4 separate regions of the Homo sapiens genome follow, and regions 1, 2 and 3 are each linked to region 4. A link is a contact called in ENCODE Hi-C or POLR2A ChIA-PET data. All regions are on one chromosome and are shown on one strand. Each heading gives the region's core, a stretch centred on a gene start or an enhancer-like site at or near the end of the contact. The rest is flanking DNA. Distances are from core to core; before and after follow the strand shown.

Region 1 (4,501 bases), core at 1,397-3,896, 1.0 Mb before region 4:
GGCTCACTGAAACCTCTGCCTCCCGGGTTCAAGTGATTCTTCTATCTCAGCCTCCCAAGTACCTGGGATCACCTGCACATGCCACCATGCCTGGCTAATTTTTGTATTTTTAGTACAGAGGGGTTTCACTGTGTTGGCCAGTCTTTCTCAAACTCCTAACCTCAAGTGATCCTCCTGCCTCAGCCTCCCAAAGTGCTGGGATTACAGGCGTGAGCCACCGCACCCAGCCATACTTTCTCTTCTAAAGATATTCTTACTTTTATAGTTAAAAGGAACTTACCAGGGGCCAGGCACGGTGGCTCATGTCTGTAATCATTTTGAATGGTACTTGATATTCACATGACGTCGTGTTGATGTTAGCTTAGATCAAGGCAGTGCTTGCCCGGTTTCACCACTATACAGTTACTCTTTTCCTCTTTCCGTACTCTCTTTTTTTGCAAGTGAATAGCTATGTCCAGTGCACTCTCAATGGGGGAGCAAGGACTAAGCTCTACCTCCTGGAAGAGATAGTGTCTACATCTGTTACTGGGAATTCTTCCGTAAGGAAACTTTATCTCCTATTCTCTTATTTATTTAATCATTTATTTATATGAGTATGGCCTCATGTATGTTTATTTTATACTTTGGGTTATAATGCAGTACTACATTACTTGTTCTGTTGCTTGGATTGTTCCAGCTTTGGCCATTGGGTGTTCTTTCAGGTTGGCTTAATATTTAAGAGTATAAAGAGTCCCTAACCCAAATGTTTGAAAACAGGTGGTCTAGGCTATGATCATAGACTTTGATCGTAGGATTGAGTAGCTGAGGCAGATAGGAAGAAAATATTGTAGGAGGAGAATTCTAGGAATTAAGACTTCTAGGAATTTAGACTTCAGGTAAGAAAAAAAATCACCAAGATTTAAGCAGGAGTTGTTTGAAAGCATGACAGTGAGCTAGGAGCTAAGATCATCCAGAAATGAAGGGGAGGGACCGAGCAGGGCAAGGGCGTGGGGTGGATTGATTGATAGATGATGGTGATAGAGTTTCAAAGCAGCTTTGGGTGGATGGTTGAAGGAGGAAGAGAATGATCTTGAGTGGTAATAAGAAGAAAGGAGAACACCTACTTTACCTCTAAGCCCAGTGGTTTGTTTCAGGGATGTGTGAGGAAATGCAATCACTATTTGGTAAGCTTGCATGCAGGGAAACTAGTGTCTCATGAAAAGAAGAAAGCAACATTTGAAGAACTGTTGAAGATGTAGAGGATTTTGCTGGTAATAGACTGTAAATTCCAGAGGACCCATGGAAGTATATCGTCCTTCCAGAATTAGGATGGGATGGGAGATGGGAGCAAAACAGAAGATGTACAAAGAGTTATGATGACTAGTGTGTGAGATGAGTGTCATCTAGGTGTCTGTAGCTTCTTGTGGTGCTGGACATAAACAGAGATGAAGGGAATAAAGACTTTAGTCCTGGTGGACCTAAAGCAGACAGTGGTGGTGAGACTGTGAAAGTTTCAGGATAGGGAGGCATGTCATAGACTCCCTTTTGAGTTCTGCAGGAGACAGAGAAGTTTGGGGAGGAACAATTTTATTCTGAGCTTGCATGCGTGCTAAACAAGTGAGTGTCCATGTGAGCTCAGCTATACAATGAGGGCTCCCATTTGATCTCTATCAAGTGGAAGATAAGAGACCCAGGGCTGACTGGTGTTACTAATGTATAATATACATACAGAAAAATGTACAGTTTATGAAATGTTTAGCTTGGCAAATTTTCACCAAATGTATACACTTGAGTAACCAGCACCTAGATCAAGAAACAGACTGTTATCAGAACCGACAAGATAGGCCCCTCAAGAGCAGCCACTATCCCAACTTCTAACACAAATGGATTCGTTTTATCTGTTCTTGAAATTTACATAAATGTAATTATATAGTATGTACTCTGTTTTCCTGCATTCTTTTATCCAACACTGTAACACAGATATAGTTTATTCATTAAAAGTTATATTTTGTTGTATAGAATTTCAGATATTGTACAGTATACTGTAATTTATTCGTTCAACTACTGATGGACATTTGGTTTGTTTCTAGTTTTTGACTATTAAAAAATACCTGCTGTAGCCAAGCATGTGGTACACTCCTGTAGTCTCAGCTACTTGAGAGGCTGAGGTGGGAGGACCCCTTGAGCCCAGGAATTTGAGGCTACAGTGAGCTGTGGTAGCGCCATTACACTCTAGCCCGGGTAACAGAGTGAGACTCTGTCTCTAAAAACAAAACAAAAACAAAAGCCTATTGCTCAGATGAACATTTTCTGAACATAGCTTTCAGAGAACATATGTCCTCATTTCTGTTGAGTATTAACATGGGTAGAATTTCTGGGTTCGTAGAGTATATGTATATATCCTCAAGTTTAGAGGATATTGCTAAAGAGTTTTCCAAGATATTGTACCAATTTGCATTCACATTAGCTGTGTCTGAATATTGATTGCTCCATATCTTTTTCAACACTTGGTGTGATCTTTCATTTTAGCTACACATGCGTACGTGTGTGTGTGTATGTGTGTGTGTGTGTGTGTGTTTGTATGGTGTATTTCACTGTGGGTTTTAACTGACATTTCCCTGATGACTAACAAAGTTGAGCACGTTTCATGTGCTAAGTTTCCATTTGAGTAAGTGATGGTCTTGATTTCCTATAGGATTGTCTACCTTTTTTCTTAATAATTTATGAGTTCCTTATATATTCTGGATATGAGACTTTTGCCATGTATATGAATTGCAGATATCATCTGCCACCCTATGGCTTTGCCTTTTCATTCTCCTAGTGGTATCTTTTGGTGAGTAGAAATTCTTACTTTCAAGGAAGTCCAGTTTATCCTTTTCCCCTCCTTGTGATTAGTGCTTTTGTGCCTCTTGTTTAAGAAACCTTTGCCTAGCCTAAGATTATGAAAGTACTCTCTTGCATTTTCTTCTAAAAGCCTTATGGTTTACTGTTCACAATTAGATCTGTGGTCCAACTGAAACTGTTTTTATTTTTGCATACAGCATGATCTCTAGGGTCATGGTTCTTTTTGTCCTCCCCATGTAGCTATCCAAATAACCTAGCCCCATTTATTATAAAGAGCATCCTTTCCTCACTGAATTTCAGTGTCATTTTTGTCATAAATCAGGTGACCATATATGTGTGGGTCTGTTTCTGGCCACTCTATTCTGTTCCATTGGTTGTTTTCTATTCTTCTGACAGTGCCACCACTGGCTTAATTACTATAGTTTTTGGTAAGTTTTATACTAAGCTTTGCTGTTGGAAGTCCAGGTCCCACAGTTCTGTTGTTCTTCAAGACAGCCCTTGACTGTTCTTGGTTCCTTGTATATTCCTCTTGATTTCTTTTAATTTTTGAAAAATTAACCTTAATTTTAACTGGAGAGTTATTTTGAATTTTTGTAAAAATTTTACCTCCCCATTTCTATGTAACTTGATGTAGTGTGGTTCCATTTGTGATAACTTTCTGTCCTAATTTATTAAACAATGGAATTCATACAAAAGAAAACTTTTGTGCATTTATATTGGCTTTGCTTTACAAATATACATAACAACATAAAAAAAGTAGATACAGGCAGACAGAAAATAACAGTAAGACAAAGAGAATTGGTTATGAAACTCACAGTATTCATAATATAAAAACAAACAAGTTACTCCAAAGGAGAGATTTTCCTAGTACTGAAAACTTAAGATGTGAATTTTCTAGACTCTGTTGGCTTTTAAGGAGGATAAATGTCATCTAGCAGTGCTTTGGTAACATTTTGGACATAATTTCAAAGCCCAGTTTCTCCAAACAGACAGTTCTATAAAATCAATAATACAGTACATATATGTGGTTTTCTGTTAGTCTGACTTGATCCAAGGAGAAATATTTTTTATTTTAAAAATAAAATGCGTATTACCCAAGTAATCTTTTATGAGTGAATGAATGAATGAATGACCAAAAAATGTTTTAATCATGTTTTTTTATGAGAATTAGACAGCAGGAACCTTAGAATGTATTCTTTGACAAGAACCTGCGTTGTTCATTAAGGCATATCTGGATACTTTCGTAGACAGCTGAGCAGAGTTTATAAGAATTAATAATAATAATAATATTGCATAGTGATAATAGTTTGTTGCCAGGAATGGAAATAACTGCTTTTATTTGCATTTTAAAATGTACTCCTCACAATAACTCCTTGCAAATAGGTACTGTCATTATCCCTATTTTGCAGATTAAAAAAAAGTAAGGCAAATATATCTTACCCAAGTAAGTAATAGAATCAGAATTCATTTCTGGCTACTCTACCTAAGTTTCTACTACCTTATAATGCTGATGAAAATTAAGTAGCTTAATGAAGGATTTGTGACTGAATTTGGAAGTTAGGAAATTCAGATAGAGCTCAAGTTTTCCGTCAGGAAATAGTTTCCAAGTCTACTCCCATACAAATGGATAGGTAAAGAAAAATACGTTGTATTTTGACAAACATTTTGCTTGAGATAA
Region 2 (4,941 bases), core at 740-3,239, 1.2 Mb before region 4:
CAGAACCCTGATTTTTCAGTAATTGTACTTCTATTGTAACGGTAAATAAGTGATGTTAATATACTCCAAAGCTAAGAAATGTGAGTCACTTTTTAAATCCAAAGAGCTAAACGGACAGTCTCAGATAATCCTCTGCTCCTCAAGTAAATATTTGCTGCTGCAATCCAGTTTCACCCTATTTAGGGATTAAGGCAATGCTTTACAATGCTATGATCCACGAATGAAAACATATATTCGAGGGAGTGGGAGGGAACCTAATGAGTCTTCAACGAGTTTAAGCCCTGGTTAACTATGTTCAACTACCATTACAGGCAGGCAATAGCTAAATGCACCAGCAATTTGAAGTCTGTGGTATTGTAGATACAAAAAGGTTTACATGAAAGGAACATGAATTTGAAAATAGATACATGAAAGTCAGTTACATAAATTAACGAATTCAGGCATTCACAGTACTTCAGCACAAAGGCCAGGCCAGGAAAGATTTAAAAGCATTCCCACAGACTGCACTGGTGCACTGTAGCAGGAGCTGGTGAACAAAGACAAAATCCCAGCAGTCAGCGTTTGCTTATAGAAACCAGAAGTTAATATCTTCATAAAAATCTTAAATTCCTCTACTGTTGCCCATATTCCCAGCAGAACCACCAGACAAAGCAAACTAGGTTTTGCAGTTACACATAACTCACATCCTGCTTTGTCCCCTTGAAACAGGATCCCAGTCAACAAAACCCAAACATTCCCACAAATCTACTTAGATGTGTATTATCTATAAATAAAGCTTACAGAAAGGAAAAAGTGACTTTCTATGCTTATCGGTGTAGATGTTATGGAATTAAAAAAAAAAAAAGCCTCTTTGTTTCACCTTCGCCAGCGTTAAAATCCGTTCTTTTCATAACCCACCTTTCGCCGATGTGCTGCAGAATTTCACGAATGCACCACACACCAAGGACAGAACAAAGAGCTCCTCTTAATAACAGAGGCGCACAGTGCCCTTAGAAGATGGCATGGTATTTATCGATGGCTGCTTCTGCTCTAAATTAGCACGAACAGGAGGACTCCTCTTCAACTAGCTCCACCGGGGAACACAGGAGGGGGCGGGGATCCTTATTTAAGAGCAGCTGATGTCAGGCCAGCAACTCTCCTCCCTTTGGGGGCTTCGGTTTGGGCTATGCCAACGGGTTTCTTCACACAAGATCTCACGGCACCTTAAAACGGCTCGCCAATGGAAGGATCCTCGCCCCACAAAGAGATAACTAGGGCAGAGCTGTTACACAACCGATACCCGACGGCGAAAGCCAGCCTGAGGAGTCCCCCAGGAGTCTGACTTGGGAGCTACATCCTCGGCAGACGAGAAGCACTTTTGCTCGAGAATTGTTTTACGCGCCCCTCTACCAACTGCGGAATCGCTCGCCTGCGAAAACGGAAGGAGGGGCGAGGACAGAGAAAGAGGGGCGCGATCCACAGGGCGCGGGGTTCCACCCCGGGAACCAGGGGCCCGAGCCCCGGACCACCTCCCACCGTCGTCCGTCACTCCCACAGAGGCGGTACCTGTTTCCGCATGTTATTCATGACGCCCATGAAACCCGCCAACAATTTAGCTTCTTCCCGAGCAGCAAGTTTCTTCTCGGTCTTCTTCTTGCTGCTCTTCTCCACCCCAGAGGCTGCCATCCTCCCTCAGCTCGGTTCACGCCCGGGGCTCGCCGGGCCGGGCGAGGGGTCGCACTCTCTGGGCACACTGGGGATTCTATCGACCAAACACGGCGATCGGCAGTGCAGCTGCAGCGCCCAGCTCTGGAACGCGCGGCAGGCGGCGGTGGCTCGGCCACTGCCGAAAGACAAGGCCGGGCGGCCCCCTTAGAAACGCTCAGGGAGCGACGCTACCAACTGGGCTGCGTCCCCGGGCAGAACCCGAGCCCTGCCCAGGAGCCTGCGCACTTCGCGCAAGGAGGCGGGGGCACTATGAGGAGAGTCAGGGGCGGGGCCTGACACGTCACAGTGGCGCGCCGTTCCGAGCAATGAGACTGCAGGCACAGGTGCGGCCGGATTCCCTGTCGCTGTCCCGCGCTGAGTGAATTTTGCCTCGGAGCTGGTCCGAGGTCGCGCCTGCTCTTTTGTGTGCCCAAGGCAGATTTCCAGGTTTCGGTTACGTGATTATCTTTTTTTTTTTTTTTTTTTTGATAATTGGGTTGTGGAACATGCAAAGGTGTCTCCCATCAGTGTAAGGCTTCATGGGACAGGGTCGGTGTTCAGTGCAGTATCTGAGCCTGGTGTATGGTAGGCGCTCAATAAATATTAAATGATGAAAGGATATTACTGCAAGTTAAAGTCATGTTACACGGAGCACAAGATTTATTTTCGTGGGATTCATAACGCAAGAGCACACAGTCCCGTTGGTGTCTCCTTGGCGTGCAATGAATGTCTGCCTAACTAGGCTGGCTTACTGTGTGTTTACAACTGAAATCAGTTGTCAGTCGGTTCTAGAAATCTTCAGTTAGGCTTCTCTAAGTGTTTTACGGGAACACGGAACTCAATCACAGCCCTCATGGAAATGTTTTTTGTAACCATATTCTTTCTACTGTATAGTAATATACAGGATTATTTGAAATTGTACATTATTTAACATTATGAAAACTTTATATCTCATTGGTTTTCCTCCTCGGTCTATATAGGACTATACAGAGACATTTTATGTAAAATAATTTACACCATTGAGGCTTTTTTTTTTTTTTTTGGAGGCAGGGTCTCGGCCCTGTCGCCCAGGCTGGGGGTGCGGTGCAGTGGCTAATCATAGCTCACTGAAGCCTCAGCACTCCTGGGCTCAAGCAATCCTCCCATCTCAGCCTCCCAAGTAGCTGAAACTACAGGCGTGCAACACCACTCTGGGCTAAGTTTTAATTTTTAAATTTTTTTGGTGGTGGTGGTGGTGGTGGTGGTGGTGGTGAAGAGGTCACACTATGTTGCCCAGGCTTGTCTCGAACTCCTGGTGTTATGCAATCCTCCCGCCTAGGCCTCCCAAAGTGCTGGGATTACAGGAATGAGCGGCCAGGCCTGGCCCACAGTATACTTTTCTTGTTGAGGACAAACCATATAGCATAATCCAGATGAAAGAGCAAGCTATATATACGCCTCAATTTTTACAAAAGAGTAAGATACTTATGTCTCTGTACTCTTTATCTTTCTTCTATTAATCTAGAGGTTCTCAGATGTGCCTCTATTTTAACTAGTTGATTTGGGGATTTCAGGTGAACCCTGGCAATAGGAATAATTTATTGTTAATAAAATTATAAATGAGAAAATTTTTCATTCACTTTATTAAATGACCCAGGACACTGAAGAAAAACGGAATAAATTTTTTTCTTTTTTTTTTAATTGAAAAGAAGTAGAAATCTGTCTTCTAACTCTAAGGCCTTGGGAGATGAAGGATCCGTGATTCAAAGGCAGAAATGTAAGTGATGAAAAAGAATGCTGTCCTGTAATAAGGCAAAAAAGAAACGAGGAACAGCATCCTTAGTCCTTGATGTTAGAACAGTCTTTTTACATATTGCTGAATATAAAACATCAAAGTTCATGGAAGAGCCATAGGATTCAGAGCTCAAAGAGGCCACAGAGATTATATAGTACAGGGATTAAGCATGAGACTTTGCCTGGATGCAAAGTCAAACATCTCAACTTTCTAGTTGTGCAACTTTGGGCAAATTGATTAACTTCTGTTATGCCTCAGTCTCCTTATCTGTGAAAGTAGAACCTACTACATGGAACTGGCGTAAGGTTTATAAAAATGCTTAGAGGGGTGCCAGCACAAGACACTTAAAATTACTTTACTGAGTTAATAATACACACATACTTCAGAGATATTTTGGGTTCTGTTCCAGACCACCACATAAAGTAAATATCGCAGTAAAGTGAATCACACAAATTTTTTGGTTTCCCAAAACATATGCAAGTTATGTTTACACTATACTGTGGTCTATTAAGTGTGCAATAATATTATGTCTGCAAAAGCAATGCACATACCTTAAAAAGTGCTTTGTTGCCAAAAAGTTGCTAATGATCATCTAAGCCTTTGCAAGTTGCAAGTTTTAAATTTATTTTTATTTTTATTTCTTTTTTTTTAAGAGATGGAGTCTTGCTGTGTTCTCCAGGATTGAGTACAGTGGCTTATTCACAGATGTGATCATACTACACTACAGCCTCAAACTCCCGGGGTCAAGCAGTCCTCCTGCTTCAGCCTCCTGAGGAGCTGGGACTACAGGCCCACATCACCATGCCCACTAGATTCACAGTCATTTTGCTTGTGGAAGGTCTTGCCTCAATGTTGATAGGTGCTGACTGATCAGGGTCAGGTTGCTGACTGATCAGAATGGTAGTTTCTGAATGTTGGGAATGGCTATGGCAATTTCTTAAAATAAGACAACAATGAAGTTTGCTGCATTGATTGACTCCCTTTCACAAAGGATTTCTCCATATCATGCAATGCTGTTTGATAGCATTTTACCCATAGTAGAACTTCTTTCAAAATTGGAGTCAATTCTCTCAAACCTTGTCTCTGCTTGGTCAACTAAGTTTATGCACTATTCCACATCCTTTGTTGTCATTTCAACAATATTTACAGAGTCTTCACCATGAATAGATTCCTTTTCAAACAACCACTTTCTTTGCTCAGCCATAAGAAGCAACTCTTCACCCATTCAAGTTTTATCATGAGATTGCAGCAATTCAGTCACATCAAATTCCACTTCTAATTCTAGTTGTTTTTCTATTTCCACCACATCTGCAGGTACTTTCTCCACAGAAATTTCAAACCTCTCAAAGTCATCCGTGAGGGTTGGAATCAACTTCCAAATTTCTGTGAATGTTGATATTTTGACCTCCTCCTAATCACAAATGTTCTTAATGGCATCTAGAATGGTGAATCTTTTCCAGAAGGTTTTCTATGTGCTTTGC
Region 3 (5,152 bases), core at 521-3,020, 1.1 Mb before region 4:
TGTAACCCCAGCTACTCAGGAGGCTGAGGCAGGAGAATTGCTTGAACCTGGGAAGTGGAAGTGCAGTGAGGTAAGATCCCACCACTGTACTCCAGCCTGGGTGACAGAGGGAGACTCTGCCAAAAAAAAAAAAAATTAAAAATTGAGTTTCAGCCGTGTATGGTAGTTCATGTCTGTAATCCCAGCACTTTGGGAGGCTGAGGTGGGAGGATCACTTAAGCACTCTACCCCAGTTTGGGTGACAGAGTGAGACCTTGTCTCAAAAATAAATAAATAAATAAATAAATACATTGAGCTCTTCAGTCACACCACATTTCAAGTATTTGATAGCCACATGTGGCTAATGGCTACTATTTTGGACAACACAAATATAGAACATTTTCACCAGTGCAGAAAGCTCTGCTGGACAGTGCTTGTCTGAATATCTTAGTGTAGCTTGTGAGGTCTTTTACAATCTCACCTCAACCTTTTGCTCCAGCCCAATTTTTGGCCGTTCCTCATCATTTAACCCCATCTACCTTCTCAACATTCCACAATGGCTCTGTGCCCTTTCACAGCTCCATGCCTTTGAACATGGTGTTCTCCCTTTCTGAAATACCCTTTGACTTTCTTCTCTGGCAAACTCCCATTTACCTTTTAAGATCCAACTCAAACATTACCTTCCTTGTGGAGTTCGCTGACTTTCCTAAACAGTCATTTCTTGTCCTCTGTTTCCATTGCTCATTGAACCAATCTCTATTGTCCTTATCACTGTAGTTTGTTATTATTTACTCATTAATCTGATCCTCCCTTTGGAGGGGGATCCTATCTGTTTTAGCAATCTGCCCTAATAATTACCTGAAATTGTTTGCTTGATACCCTTTTGATATCAAGTAATATATCTTCTTATTTATGTGCTTGTTATTTATGAGTTCAGCATGTTTGAAAAGTTCACTTAGTGTTTCTGGAGAAATCCTGCCCATTTCTAGTGTAAAGCTAGAATGAACTTCCTGTCTTCTAGGGTGGAGGTCAGTTTTTCTTCTAATTAATCCTGACCAGTCTTGAGAAGGATGTGGTAGGAGAGGTTTACAAGGTCAAAAACAGCAGTACTGTCTGCAGGCGCAGGTTCAGGTGTTCTCGGGTTCCAGTTATTATACAAAACATTTAGTATATGTTCAGAGAAAAAGTAGGGAGGAATGATGGAAAAAATAAAAACAACCCCCATGGAAAGAAAACTGAGGCATCGTATTTGACTTTTTCCAGGCTAAGCCCAAAAGCAATGATGTAGTGAGGGGGAAGTTTGTATTTCCATTTTGCAAAAACGTAATTTTTTTTTCCTCCCGGGATTTGATAAGATTTTGATAAATTCTTGTGAATTTAATTACAGGGAAGTAAATCCTACTGACTAGTAAATTATCAATTTGTTTCTCTTTTCTCACAAAAGAGAAACAAATTGATACCCTTCACATCATCCGGTAAGGTTTATTTTTTTCTGAGAAGGCCATAAGCCCTAACGGCTCAGAATCTAAGAGACCTTCGCTGATTGTCATCGCCTAGCGGCCACCGCAAACCTTACAGTCAATCAACTTCCCTCGGACGCCCGGATCACGCCCATTGCTCAGACCACGCCCACTCAAGGCGCCTCATGGCTCCGCCCCAGGCCCAGCAGAAGAAGATTCTCATTGGTGGAGAAGTTGTTCTGATCCCGCCCCGGAGGACGGCGATAGGCTGAACTGGCGTGGGGCGGTGGTGGTTGGCTGCTTGAGGACGGGTCCCTGGTCGTGCCTGTCAGAGAGGCTGGCGGCAGTGGTGGCTCTCCCGGCTGGGTTGTCAGTCAGTGAGAGGAGGGGGAAGATGGCTCACCGGGACCCGTTCTGCTAGGAAGAAGGGGAGCAGGTGGTGCTGCTACTCGGGAGGAAGCAGAGCAGCCTCCGTCGCTGTCGCTGAGAGCCTCACGAGTCGAGGTCCTGCAGGTGGAGCTCCGGCAGCCGCCCTGGTGAGTCCAGCCGAGAGACCCACGCCGGGCCCCCAGGGCGTCCGGCAACGGATAACTTTTTTTTGTCAGGGAGGAGCCGGGGCGAGGCGGCGGCGAGGACAGGACCGGGACTTTGTCCCTGGGGCCGCGGCTCCACTGGGGGTAACGGCTCCCGCGCGAGGCGCCATGGGTGGGTGCGAGGCGGCGCGGGGCGCTGGGGGCGGCTGGCGGGCGGGTGGGCTGCGGCCGGCGCTGCTCGCCCCGAAGTTGGGCGCAGCCTGCCCGCTGCCTGGAGGGCGGCAGCTTTGTGCGCGCGACTCGGGTCTTTCCTTCCCGGCGAGGAGCAGTCCAGCCTCCTGCTGTGACCCGGGTGCCGCCGCCTCGGCCCCACCGGCCGCCCCTCTGCCGGGTGGGCCTGGGGCGGGAGCCCCCCGTCCCCTCCCTGCCGCGGCGGATGCTCTGGCCTCTGCCTCCTCTCCCACTCGCGCCCTCTACTTCGGCGAGGCCGCCACTGTCCGTCCGGTCTGGTGGCCACAATGGTCACTGTCGACCCCCCGCCCTCGCCCCCTGGAGAGCAGCGTTGGCCCGAGTCGGTCTTTGGTCCCCTGCAGGGCGGAGAGGTTCAGACAGCAGCCACGCTTCCTTCCTTGGTTATTTCGCTGAAGATCTCTTCTTGAGCCCTTGCCCCTTCTTTCTATGAGTTATTCCTCTCCTGAGGCTCATTTTAACATACTCGGGAATCCTCGGGGGTTTGGCTGAAAATGGTTGCATTAAAACACCCCCAAGTTTGTACGCTTCCCCGAAATTTGCTGTCTGCCCGTCAGCTTGCACATGTGTGCTTTGTGAGTTTAGACATTCCTGAAAGATTTTAATTTTGCCTAAGTGGTTTAGTACTGCACAGAATCTGCTCTCTGAGAAATACACTATCACAAGCCTGGCAGCCGCGGCGCTCTTCAGGTAGGGGGAATTTGTTCCACCGGCAGCTACTTCTTATCTCAGAGACTGCCCTACAGGCAGTAGGGCCAAGCTGACCTTTTGCAAATTATTTATCCTTGGATCACACAGTAGTTTTTGGAGCAGGTGGGCCACCTCTTTGGTTCATGTAACACTTTACAGTTTGAGGTTTTCAGCTTTCAAATCTTATTGCCATAAAGTCAGAAAGACTGGGAGGCTTGTTTTCCATGAAAACATTCTACTGCTAACATCCACAGGCACCCCACCTCCCCCGACATTTCCAAGTATTTTTTTTTCTTTAGGTGAATACATTTTAAGGTTTACAGGATGAATAGTAGTCTAAACCACCATATTTTTGAAGTGCAGGCAAAGACAAGGAAGGAAAAACATTTAAGATCTGCTTGGCCAATAGTGGCTTCAAAGTCAGCTATTCAAATAATCAGTTCAATCAAACCAAGTGGCAAGGGGGAAAAGCATCACATATTTAGGAAACAAATTCTGGATTTGGCTCGTTTATCCTTATTCGATTTATTGAAATTACCATGAGGGATTAGAAGGATTAGAAACCTTCTTAGTCATCGGCATTAGCAGTACCTGGATACAGACACCCGATAAGGCATTAGCTGGGTCAGCGTTTATCCTTGCTCTGCTTCCTTTCATTGTTGTATTTCTGTTTTATGAAATTTGCTCTGGGTTGTATTTTTTAGACTGGTGTCTTTGACGGTGAGTTTAAATATATGTACTGTTTTATTCAGCATCCTGTTGCCTAATATTTATTTTATAATGGATCTTAAGAAATTTTAAGAAATCTTAGTATTCAAGACCTATTTTGGGGTATCGTTTATATTTTATAAATGATTGAAATTATATCAAACATAAATTTATTTTTTCACTCTTCCAGGCTGAGTAGGTACTAGGGATACAGAAATGAATGTCATAGCTCTTGTCTTCAAGGAATTTACTATCTAACATACAAGATGTTAGTAACATTACAGTAAATTAACAATTATAATACTATGTAGTCAGTGGGAATAGAGATATGCCTAGTGTAGTAGGAGAGTTTAGAGTAGGAGATAGTTAACTTGCCTTGAGTGTAGGTGGAGTTGGGAGCACACAGCCAAGTTGTGAAGGATGATATGATTTTGCCAAGTGCAGGAGGTAAGTAACTTCCCAAGAGGAGGATATAGTAATTGAGAAGGCAAGGAGGCCTGAGAAACTGTGGCAATTTAGATAAGTCATTGACAATGACGAGTCAGTGTCAATTGACATTGGCAGTTGACAAAGTCAATAACATTGACATTGATATGGCTTGAATGCAGGGGTTAGTAGGAAATGGTGCCAGATGAAGATAGTGAGGGTGGTAGAGGGCCAGATCAGGGAATGGTATCCTTAGCTAAAGGGATTGGATTGAACGTGATAGATGAGAAGCCATTTATTGGATTTGTATTTTAGACCTTTACTGTGGCAGAGTGAGGGAAAAACTAACAAGTCCTAATCACCTATGAGAAGAAAGGAGGACTCAGGACTGTGAAGGTTTGACTTGGGGTTCTGTTGATGGAAATGAGGAACACAAAAATGGAAGGAAGATGATAAATTCTGTTTTGGCTATTTTGAATTTGAGGAAGCAGTGGAACTTCAGGCGAAGATATAGATAGATGTTTGTATCTGTGGATGTGAAAATCAGGATTAGAGAGATGATTGGGGGTTGAATTGAAGCTATATTGATTTAGTTGTGATGAAATGACTCAGGGAAAGCCTTTAGCCTGGTGAAAGTGGCAGCCAGAGAACAGACTCTCATAAATAGCAGAAGTAGGAAGAAGAATTGTCTGAAAGTTAGAGGAATAGTAGCTAGCAAGGTAGGAGGACCATCAGGAAAGATGCCAAGGGCGGGGAGATTTTCCAGTGGAGGAGGAACAGGTTAACAATTTTGAATGCTGTAAGGAGGTGTCAAGTTAGGAGAGGGCCCCAGTGACCACTGAATTTGTCAGGAGTCCATAGGTAACTTTAACAAGAACAGTTTTAACTGAGTGGTGGTTCAGAAACCAGGCTTCAGAAGATTGAGAAAGAATGGGTGTGATAAAGTAGACATGCTTAAGTGAGACTTTTCAAGAGAACTGAAATAAAGAAGGGAGAAAATGATAGCTATAGCTTTCATTGAGTAGTGGTTCTCAATCTTGGCTGTGCATTTACAATAATGTAATAATAATTTACAATAATCTCAGGAACTTTAAAGAATTTTGTTTT
Region 4 (5,225 bases), core at 1,611-4,110:
TCGAAGTTTTATGTGGCATGGGTGCCTTTTTAAGGAAATGAAGACCCCAGGATGAAGTTTGAGTTGGACATTTATATAGTGAATTGCACAGAGTAGTAAAACTGAAAATGCGATGAGGCAAAGGGGCATGGGCTAGTGTAGTTAATTGGGTGGAGAAGTGACTGAGAAGATAAGGGTTAGTTTAACAAGGTTTGTTTGTACAGATTTCCCTCAGCTTCAATTTCCTGTCTTTGATAAGAATGTGGCTTTCCTTCTTGTGTAGGGAGGACAGCTTTCATAGGGGAATTTTATCTCCTGCTTTTAAGAAACAACATTAAGTTCAGAGTGATCTTCTCCTACCTGCTTTTTTTTTTTTTAAGTGCTTTTAACTAAAAATAGTGAATATGCCAGAGCAGCATATTTTAGTGTGGCATTATTAACTCCTTTGGCTTCTAATCACAAATTTCTTACCTTGTTCAAGGTACTGGGGACCAAGTTTTTACTCTCTCATGGAAACATTTAAAAAGCAATCAAGCATGGATTTCTAGACAGACTTCTTAAAAGAAGTTGCAAACATTATGTCTTCTTTTTCTGTGTTGCAATATGTATACTGTTGCATCTGGAAGGGACACTCATTCTTGCAGTGCCATGATGAAACCCAGTGCTCACATCCCGTGAACCCTATCAGTAATAATTATTAGAAAGTATTACTGCAGTGCCATGTTTAAATCCTCTGGTTCCTTAGAGATTTTCCCAAAGCCTGACCAAAACAAAACAAAACAAAACAAAACAAAACACACCACTATATAATCAATTACTAAATACCATCAAACGTGTACAGGCTTTGCTAAGCACAGGAAGAAAATTTAGGGGTTGTCATCTGAAGACTTAGGGTTAGTTATGGCAAATTTCTAAACAGAAAGGTTCAACAGCTTACAGGTTTCCTGATACAGAAGTAGCTAGTCTAGGCTGCTTCAAGTGTTTTGCAAAATCTGACCTGCTTCAAATTTGTGCTCCCTTTTCCAAAATTGATTTGATTTAACCTACAATGAAAAGAAGTGCAAACAAGATCAGCAGTTCATGAGGAAGCAACTATCTAAAAAAAAAAAAAGAGGAAGAAGAGCTCTGATTGAATTAATTTTCACTCTAAGCTTCCTGGCAGCCAAAGGGAAAAAATACAGAAAAATGGAAAGAATGTTGGATCTGGAGGCATAAGGAATGGTTTTCAGTTTGGCAGTCTGCTGCTGTCACTTAGTGGCAGGGTGGCAGGGATCTCTTAATGTATTTTCTTAGATTCTGTTTCCTTATTTTAAAAATGTGGACAATAAGGATCTGGAAGGATATTGAGAGGATTCAAGGAGATACTGCATGTGAAGGAAAACTCTAAAGCATAATAAAAATGAAGTGGCCATAATGAATAAATAACATTATCCAATAAAAACAAAACATTTTAAGTCACACAATGTTGTATTGGTTTTACTACCACCAGGAAGTGAGAACACTGAGGGCTGGAACATGAAAGCACATAACACATGTTGTTTGCTGAACTAACCAAAGGAAGGAAGGAAACCTTTTCCATGTTTTCTCTTCAAGCTTGAGTAAATGTTTGGCAAATTTCATTCACTCGTTCAATAAAGAAAAGATGAACGTCAGATCCTAAGCAGCTGAGAGGGGCTGCAGAAGGTCCTATGCGTACAGGATGCTCTACTGTAAACCTATGACCACGGTTCTAAATAGGTGTGCAACACTGTCCAGCAAACCTGCTGTGATTTCAGGACAACTTCATTTACCATTCTCCCCACTCTCTACTTCAACTCTCCCACAATTTCCACAAACTTAATTCCTCACTCTTCATATCTGAACTCTAAGAAGTATTCCCTGACCTCTATCAGATTGTCTTCCTATTTCACACCACCATTAATACCACTTGCCTTTTTTCTCATGGCATCATCGCTCCAAATTTACATTTATTTGCATCATCATTACATTTGTCATTGATAGTGGTATCAAATTAATATTAATTATAAATCTAATTTATAAAATTTACATCGTTATTACACTTATTTGCATCATTATTGTATTTATTTAGAATAATGCAATTAGGTTGGTAACTGGCTCTCAGGCTGTAAACTCCAACAGAGCAGGGGCCTGTTTTTGTTCACCCTTCTGTTCCTAGGACTAGCCCAGTGCCTGATGCTTAGTAGATGCCGGGGTCAATTCTGTTAAATTAGTCAGCATTCCTGACCTCTACAAACTCTTTGTCTGGTGGGTGTGGAGGCCTACTGTGTAATGGCCGTCTAAAGTTTCAGGCGGGTTTGCATCTGTCCACCTGGGCCTTGGTAAAGAAACCTGGGTTGCCTGTTCTGCAAAGTGAACCCTGTAGCAAATGTTTTGGGAGACAGAATCTTCCCAAAGAGAACCCTGCCCCGTTACAACAACAAAACAAAACAAGCCCCAAAGCCGCCCTACAATATTTGCCTGGATCAGAGACAGGGGTTGCAGCAGAAGCTCGCGCCCCAGGGCATGACCTGGAATAAACCCTGCCAAGTATCCAGCGCGCGTGCCAGCTGGAGGCTGCGCCGGGACAGCCCCCTCATTTCTCCCGCGCTAAACCCCGCCGGACGGCTCCACTCCCTCCCTCTGCTGCAGGGGGGAGCCCGGCGCCCTAACACTGGTAATTGCTCTTGCCGCGCCCAACTGCAGCCCCCTCTCGCGCCGCCTGCGAAGACAAGGTCAGTGGCCGCGAAGTTGGAACGTGATCGGAGCCACGAGGCCCAGTGAGGCGGCACCGAGGGGGCAGCGCAACGCGCTCCCCCTGTCCAGGGCGTCAAGTGCGCCCCTCCCGGGGCCCGCCTGTGCTCCGGGCGGAGCGCGCTAGCTGCTCGGGCGCGGGGCGTTCTTGGTGCGCCGGGCCGTGGTGAGTCCGGGCTCCCGTGGCCGCGTGCTGGGAGGAGACTGGAGCCCGGTTAGGAAGAATGGAGTTGGCGACTCGCTACCAGGTGAGGGTCCGGCCGCCCGCCGCCGTCCGGACGCACCCACAGTTTGACTTCCCTTTGCCACCCGGTCCTGCTGGCCTTGGGCTGGAAACGTGGCCCTTGGCTGCGGCACTGGGGATCTGGCGCGCCCAGCCGGTTGAGTGCCGGAGTGGGCGCGCCCTGCAGGTGTGCGCAGTGGGTCACGTTTGTGCTACGCGGACCACAGAGGCCGGTCGCCCCAGCACACAACCGCGCTCAGCCTGGCGCTCTGCTCAGTCTCGGGTGGCCGCCGGGGGTGCAGGCGGGGAGCTAGCGGGGCGCAGCGCCTGCGTTTGCAGCCCTCGTGAGACGGGGGAGGGGCTTTTTTTGTGCACTCCCCACACTTTCTCCGGGAATTGGCACAGAGATCAGGAAGCTTAAGAAAGTTGTAATTTTTTTTTTTTAACAGTCGATCGCCAGACCAGTCCAACTTGGATAATGGAGTTTAAAAATAATAACTTTAGTGTTTATTCTAGAACTTTTGTAAACGTTTTCAAGGAATTAGTAACCATTTGGGGGAAATGGTAACGTCATTGGGCCGAGTTAAACAAGCTGCAAGATCCCAAATCATATGCACAGCACGACCCCAATTACGCGTTAAGGGCCTAACTCGTCTTTAAAACTCATTAGCAAACACTTGAGTAAGTTCCCCCAAACGTTTCAGTGAGTAGTGGGAATGTGAACGTGACTTCAGTTTTCTCTTTTTACTTCTTAAAAGAGCTTTTCTCTACGTTATCGTAATGGAGATACATGTTTACTTAGAAGTAAGCAATAAAAACATTTTTCATAAGAACTAAAAATACAACCTTTAAAAAGGGAAACAAGCAGCCACGCCTCTGCTTGTGGGAGCACGGAGATGCTTTGTGCGAGGATTGTTTTTTTTTTTTTTTCCACTTGTTTTATTGAGAGTCGCGAGACTCACTGCTTCCACCTTGCTTCCGACTGGTGTTTACTTTCCTCCACCTGCGTGCCTGGCCCGGGAGAAGGGGAGGCGGGGCCGCCAGCGTTGGAAGGCGCAGAGTGCCCGGCGCCCGAGCCCAAACCGCTGTCACCTGCCCGAGTCTGGCGGCAAAGACTGAGCCACTAACGGTAGCTTTGGCCTTTTAGTAATTTCTGAAGCCTTCCTGAAAATGGTCGCTTGAGAAAAATCTGTTGTTGATGTTTCTGAGAATATTTTTAAAATGCCTCCTGTGAGATAAACTATTAAAAGCAAGGGAAACAGTAAAGCCTACGGAATGAGACAGGGTTCGATTTTTTATTTTTTGCCACTGGCTTTTACCGTGTATTAGCATCCTTTTTTTTTTTTTTTTTTTTTTGGAGACGGAGTTTCGCTCTTGTCCGGGGTGGAGTGTAATGGCGCGACCTCGGCTCACTGCAACCTTCGCCTCCCGGGTTCAAGCAATTTTCCTGCCTCAGCGTCCCGAGTAGCTGGGATTACAGGCGCCCGCCACCACGCCTGTCTAATTTTTTGTATTTTTTTTTTTTTTTTAGTAGAGACAGGGTTTCACAATGTTGTCCAGTCTGGTCTTGAACTGCTGACCTCAGGTGATCCACCTGCCTCGGCCTCCCAAAGTGCTGGGATTACAGGCGTGAGCCACCACTTCCGGCTGGCGTCCTAACCTTCTAGGAGTTTCTGTTGCTACAGGACTAAAAACAAAAAACAAACCCTCTGGATGGAGATTTGAGCTCCTTGTGAGTTTAGTCAGAAAATGTATCTGGAATTTATCACTCCGGAGCTCCTTGTGAATGTAATCAGAAAATGTTTCTGGAATGTGTCACTCCTGTTGTTAAGCTGGAGAGTTCTTTGCACTTCCACTACTGATATTCATAATTCATGCTTAGGAAACTCAGAAGTCCCAGAATGTGTAGTTGGAAGTGAGCGTTTACTGCCACACAATGAGGCTAATTTTTGGTAGTTCTAAAATGTTAAATAAACTATTTATCATGTAGGGGTTACCCACAAATTATATCCGATCCATTATGCACCAATTAAGGCAAATTACTATATGTAAGATGATCAGGGTTTTTTTTTTTTTCCTTTTCTGAAGACCTAATTGGCAGTGCAAATCAAAGATGTGTGATGGTTTTTCCAGTGGAAATGTTCCTGTTCATCGTAATTTAAATGTGCACAGATTATAGTCTCTAAATTAGTGGAGAGTGGTTCTGTGGGGTGGGCAGGTGACTGCGGATAAGAACACTTAATGAACATTTCAGGCACAGCAAGATGTTAAA

Evidence for each region. A loop is a pair of places that touch in the nucleus more often than their neighbours do. ChIA-PET counts read pairs that join two places held with the same protein, here RNA polymerase II (POLR2A). Pooled maps may share reads with other maps.
Region 1: a loop to region 4 is called in a pooled map, with 3 times the contacts of the local background. The contact joins the enhancer-like site here to the promoter of CDCA7L in region 4. A Hi-C loop is called at or near these places in 1 of 37 single-sample maps with no recorded cell type and 3 of 50 pooled maps. POLR2A ChIA-PET finds 5 or more read pairs at or near these places in 1 of 52 experiments (GM12878).
Region 2: a loop to region 4 is called in a map of naive thymus-derived CD4-positive, alpha-beta T cell, with 6 times the contacts of the local background. The contact joins the promoter of KLHL7-DT here to the promoter of CDCA7L in region 4. A Hi-C loop is called at or near these places in 1 of 168 maps with a recorded cell type or tissue (naive thymus-derived CD4-positive, alpha-beta T cell), 1 of 37 single-sample maps with no recorded cell type and 8 of 50 pooled maps. POLR2A ChIA-PET finds 5 or more read pairs at or near these places in 1 of 52 experiments (CD4-positive, alpha-beta T cell).
Region 3: a map of B cell shows a loop between it and region 4 (5-fold over the local background). The contact joins the promoter of HYCC1 here to the promoter of CDCA7L in region 4. A Hi-C loop is called at or near these places in 4 of 168 maps with a recorded cell type or tissue (B cell, GM12878, OCI-LY7 and 1 more), 10 of 37 single-sample maps with no recorded cell type and 14 of 50 pooled maps. POLR2A ChIA-PET finds 5 or more read pairs at or near these places in 2 of 52 experiments (PC-9 and activated naive CD4-positive, alpha-beta T cell).

The regions. Positions count from the first base shown.
Region 1 is chr7:22,991,741-22,996,241 of GRCh38, reverse strand. All of the region lies in intron 1 of HYCC1 (hyccin PI4KA lipid kinase complex subunit 1), which reads left to right. Among named protein-coding and RNA genes, the nearest start is that of HYCC1, 20 kb to the left of the region's middle. RefSeq lists an enhancer at 3,194-3,273. Within about 2 kb of position 2,646, at least 2 of the 41 ENCODE cell types and tissues checked have a DNase peak (open chromatin) inside an H3K27ac peak, as active enhancers do; they include GM12878, where a contact is called at or near this core.
Region 2 is chr7:23,102,751-23,107,691 of GRCh38, reverse strand. KLHL7-DT (KLHL7 divergent transcript) reads left to right here and starts at 1,989. Exons shown (of 3, transcript NR_046220.1): 1 at 1,989-2,133; 2 at 3,375-3,442; 3 at 4,114-4,941. It overlaps KLHL7 (kelch like family member 7), which reads right to left and starts at 1,907. Exons shown (of 11, transcript NM_001031710.3): 1 at 1,546-1,907. The coding sequence starts at 1,665. RefSeq lists enhancers at 961-1,040, 746-1,732, 1,521-1,800, 1,921-2,110, 1,733-2,719.
Region 3 is chr7:23,010,748-23,015,899 of GRCh38, reverse strand. HYCC1 (hyccin PI4KA lipid kinase complex subunit 1) reads left to right here and starts at 1,770. Exons shown (of 11, transcript NM_032581.4): 1 at 1,770-1,975. RefSeq lists enhancers at 1,440-1,619, 1,780-1,969, 2,387-3,068 and a silencer at 2,160-2,429.
Region 4 is chr7:21,943,534-21,948,758 of GRCh38, reverse strand. It overlaps CDCA7L (cell division cycle associated 7 like), which reads left to right and starts at 2,860. Exons shown (of 10, transcript NM_018719.5): 1 at 2,860-2,978. The coding sequence starts at 2,955. RefSeq lists enhancers at 2,262-2,511, 2,196-2,906, 2,902-3,051 and a silencer at 3,192-3,241.